2 separate regions of the Homo sapiens genome follow, and region 2 is linked to region 1. A link is an interaction called in ENCODE POLR2A ChIA-PET data of the cell type or tissue named here. Cell type or tissue: IMR-90. All regions are shown on one strand.

Region 1 (2,500 bases):
AGTTTTCCATAGTCTGTTTATCCGTTCATACATTGAAGGACATTTGGGTTATGTCCAGTTTTTGGCAATCACAAATAAAGATACTATAAACATTCATATACAGGTTCTACTGTGAATATAAAGTTTCATTTATTCATAGGGTAAATACCTAGAGGAAGAATTGCTGGGACATATATTTAACTTTGTAAGAAACTGTGAAACTTTTCCAGACTGGCGGTATCATCTTGCATTCCCATCAGCAAGAGTTCCAGTGGCTCTTCCTCCTCGTCCAGGACTTGATATTGTCCATTTTTTATTTTTAGCCATTCTAACAGGCATGTGGTGATACCTCATTATGGTTTTAATTTGCATTTCCCTAATGGTTAATAATATTGAGTATCTTTTCATAGCTTATTAGCCATCCATATATCTACTTTGAAGTCTCTGTTCAAATCTTTTCCCATTTTTTATTAAGTGGCTTATTTTCTTCTTCCTTCTTCCTTCTTCCTTCTTCTTCTTCTTTTTTTTGAGGCAGAGTCTCACTTTGTTGCCCAATCTGGAATGCAGTGGTGCGATCTCCACTCACTGCAACCTCCGCCTCCCGGCTTCAAGCGATTCTCCTGCCTCAGCCTTCCCAGTAACTGGGATTACAGGCACGTGTCACCACACCAGCTAATTTTTTTGTATTTTTAGTACAGAGAGGGTTTTGCCATGTTGGCCAAGCTGGTCTCAAACTCCTGACCTCAAGTGATCTGCCTGCCTCAGCCTCCCAAAGTGTTGGGATTACAGGCGTGAGCCACTACCACACCTGGCCTGGCTTATTTTCTATTGTCGAGTTTTGAGAATTCTTTGTGTTGGGAACTTTAAACAGCACTTTTCTCACTTAATCCTGACAACAACGCTGCAATGGTAGGAATCATTAACTACCACTTTACCCTGAGAAAACCAAAGGCAAAGTCACTAGACTACTATAATCTGATCACAGTTCTGCCTAATTTCAAAGTTTTCTTATCACTTAATCACCTGTGACATACAGATCACTAGAACGCAAGCTCCCTAAAAGCAGGGATCTTATCTGTTTTGTACACTGTGGAATCCCTAGCCTTCGAATAGTGCCTGGCTTTAATATGTATTAAATAAGAATTTGTTTAATGACTGAATAAATGCCCTGATTTGCCATGTAGGCTCCAGAAAAGAAAATAGCACTGCTCTCAAAAAGTCTGGTCCAGTCAAGGGGACAATGGTCTTAGGTAGGCCCTTGTCTGCCCAACTCATACTGTTAAGGACAACCTAACAGTACCATCCCACTGCAACAAATCTTTTGCCCATGGAGCAAACCCCACCAGAAGTTTGAACAGAACACAGGTCATGAATTCTCATACTGCCAGCCTGGTAGAACTCCCTGCCAGCTCTGCAAGAAGGGCACCATCACCAATAGAGCCATCTTGCACATCTGAAGGGCCCACAATACATAGCCTCTGCTATCCAGAAGAGAAGCAAGCAAAGATGGCACTTAACCAAACTAGCTGCCCCTACACAAATGATTATATATTTTTCTTTTCTTTTAAGAGACTCTTAAAAAGTCTCTTTTAGGGTCTCTGTGCCAATATCTGGCTTTTTTTTTTTTTTTTTGGTAGAGATAGAGTCTCCCTATGTTGTCCAGGCTGGTCTTGAACTCCTGGGCTCAAGCAATCCTCCTGCCTCAGCCTCCCAAGGTGCTCAGATTACAGCTGTGAGCCACCACAACTGGCCTGATTATATATTTTTCTATAACATGCCTACTGAGTCTCAGTTTGCCCTAAGTCTAATTTCACAGCAGAGTATATTCAGCAATTAGAAACGAGAATGGCTTTTTCTACCCATGGATGCCGCTGAAAACATCATTAAAGTCTCTCTTCCCACTGCTATCATGTCTAAGACAGAGTCTCTTAAGTAGTCCCAACAGCTGTAGAAGTTCTTCATCAGAGAGTTGAGCTTTGAAATGACCAGTGAGGGTCCAATGAGCCATTCTGAGCAACAGGGAGCACTCACAGACTGTGGTAATGAGAGATCCAAATACCAAGTGCTCCAGGGGCTTTGGGTTTGTCACATATGCCACTGTGGAGGAGGTGGATGCAGCCGTGAATGCAAGGCTACATAAGGTGGACAGAAGAGCTGTATCAAGAGAAGATTCTCAAAGACCACATGCCCACTTAACTATGAAAAGGATATTTGTTGGGGGCTTTAAAAAAGATACATTTTAAATTTAAAAAAATTTGTTTTAAATTAGCTGGGTATGGTGGCATGTGCCTATAGTCCCAGCTATTCAAGAGGCTGAGACAGGAAGATCGTTTGAGCCTGGGAGGTAAAGGCTACAGTGAGCCATGCGCACACCACTGAACTCCAGCCTGGCCGACAGTGTGAGACTTTGTCTCAAAATAAATAAACAAATATTTTTAAAAGAAATACTGGCTGGGTGCAGTGGCTCATGCCTGTAATTCTAGCACTTTGGGAGGCCGAGGCAGGGGATCACTTGCCCAGG
Region 2 (2,500 bases), 64 kb before region 1:
GTGTGCTAAGGGCTGTGAAGAGATAGGGGCTGTGGGAACACAGAAGAAGACACCTAACTTAGCCTGTGGTTTTCAGGGAAGAAGACTTAAAGAAATGATTAATTGAGTTTTAAACAGATCAACAAATGAGAAAGATGAATAGAGGAAACAGCATATATGAAAGCACCATGGGATGAAAAAGAACAACATTTCCTAGGAACTGCCAATAAAGCAGTGCACTTCCAGAGGAGATGTGGTGTGGAATGATGGAAAACAAGTAGATCAGAGAAATAAGCATGGACCTTGTATGCTAAACTCATCTAGCACAATGCCTAGTATATAGAAGGTACTCAGTAAATTTTTAACACAGAAATGTTTACATAAATTATAGGAGAAAAACACTACCTTCTAGGGCCAATACCACAGAGGTAGATAAGGAATAACAGAGAACTACAGCATTAAAATATAAATAAACTCTCAAGATATAAAATACCATCAGGGCTGAGCACGGTGGCTTACACCTGTAATCCCAGCACTTTGGAAGGCCGAGGCAGGCAGATCACATGAGGTCAGGAGTTCAAGACCAGCCTGGCCAACATGATGAAACCCCATCTCTACTAAAAATACAAAAAATTAGCTGGGCGTCATCGTGGGCACCTGCAAACCCAGCTACTTGGGAGGCTGAGGCAGGAGAATCACTTGAACCTGGGAGGCAGAGGTTGCAGTGAGCCAAGATCACGCCACTGTACTCCAGCCTGGGCAACAGAGTGAGACACCATCAAAAAGTACAATATAATAAAATAAAATATCATCAGATTTTTATTTATGTGTACATATTACTCTTTTCTCCCAGATAAGGTAATTCATTTTGAGATTACAGATGGACATTTAATTTCAATACATCTGACTAACATCTCACAGATAAACATGAAAAAAAAATCACTGACATTTTCTTTCTTTCGTTTTTTTTTTTTTTTTTTTTGAGATGGAGTCTTACTCTGTTGCCCAGGCTGGAGTGCAGTGGCATGATCTCAGCTCACTGCAACCTCTGCCTCCTGGGTTCAAGCAATTATCTGCCTCAGCCTCCCGAGTAGCCGTGATTACAGGTGCCCGCCACCATGCCCAGCTAATTTTTGTATTTTTAGTAGAGACGGGGTTGCACCATGTTGGCCAAGCTGATCTTGAACTCCTGACCTTGTGATCCACCTGCCTCAGCCTCCCAAAGTGATGGGATTACAGACATGAGCCACCACGCCCAGCTTCTTTCTTTTTTTCAGAGATAGGGTTTCATTCTGTCACCCAGGCTGAAGTACAGTGGCATGACCATAGCTCACTGTAGCCTCAACCTCTGGGGCTCAAGTGATCCTCTCACAGGGCTGGAATTGCAGGCATGAGTCACCACACAGAGCCAACATTTTCTATAATTTTTTTTCATCAAAAATTACTAAGCTTTGGATATCTTATTCTGTTGAGTCTCAAATGAGACAGCAGTTGTGATCTAAGCTTATCGCTACTCCTACACAAGCTGAAGGGTTATCCGACCAATAGGAAAGCCAGTATTTATTCTTTCAAAATAACATGATTACTATTTATTGCTATACAGGTATTTACTTGTAACATTTTTAACAGTATCTTTATTTCTCCAACTTCCATTTGAGAATATTTCTTACACCCAGAAATTTGATGCCCTAACTTGTTTGTTTCATGTATGAGAGAAAAATGGGAAAACTCTGAAAAATGTAAGCAAAGACCTCGTCAGATCTGGAACCAAGTGAAAGATACATAGCAGTAGAGCTAGGCTGGGCCAAGAATAATGGTATATGAAGAACAACGGCCCAAGCAAAAGAAGATTCAGCTGACACTTCTGTTTCAGGGTAAGCTGAAGTACCAGAGATGGAATTTACCCTCCCTCCTGAATTAAAATTACCCCTCCCAAAAAAGACAACATATATGAAATAATGGTTTTCAGGACACTGGACATCAGCCTACAAAGGACAATGACTCTTGAGAGATAGGAAACAAATGAGGGAAGTTATACAATTGCCCCAGCTTATGGCCTTGAATTTCCAAGCCACAGTGCAAGGATTAAAATCTAAGCTTGAGAGAGGGAAATGAAAATACACTACTGGAAGCTTCTTTTTTTTTTTATTATTATACTTTAAGTTTTAGGGTATATGTGCTACTGGAAGCTTCTTATACTACATGTGACATGTTATAATATATCTTGAAAGTAGGCCCAGTGCAGTGGCTCAGATCTGTAACACCAGTACTTTGGGAAGCCGAGGTAGGCGGATCACCTGAAGTCAGGAGTTCGAGACCAGCCTGACCAACATGGCAAAACCCCATCTCTATTAAAAATACAAAAATTAGCTGGGCGTAGTGGCATGCACCTGTTATTCCAGCTACTCAGGAGGCTGGGGCACGAGAATCTCTTGAACCCAAGAGACAGAGGTTGCAGTAAGCCAAGATCACACCACTGCACTCCAGCCTGGGTTACAAAGCAAGACTCTGTCTCAAAAAA

What was found. ChIA-PET counts read pairs that join two places held together with the same protein. Peaks named below come from ENCODE experiments on the same cell type or tissue, not always from the same donor. Only the 100,000 strongest peaks of a DNase experiment are listed, where the experiment ranks them.
Region 2: POLR2A ChIA-PET joins it to region 1 with 5 read pairs; 6 of 35 experiments call an interaction of 5 or more read pairs at or near these places.

What each region holds. Positions count from the first base shown.
Region 1 is chr11:3,973,625-3,976,124 of GRCh38, reverse strand. All of the region lies in intron 2 of STIM1 (stromal interaction molecule 1), which reads right to left. It also overlaps the pseudogene HNRNPA1P76. Among named protein-coding and RNA genes, the nearest start is that of PPIAP40, 81 kb to the right of the region's middle. In IMR-90, no CTCF peak of the experiment used is centred here; no DNase peak of the experiment used is centred here.
Region 2 is chr11:4,038,047-4,040,546 of GRCh38, reverse strand. All of the region lies in intron 3 of STIM1 (stromal interaction molecule 1), which reads right to left. Among named protein-coding and RNA genes, the nearest start is that of RRM1, 56 kb to the left of the region's middle. In IMR-90, no CTCF peak of the experiment used is centred here; a DNase peak (open chromatin) is centred at 1,396; H3K27ac peaks cover 995 bases.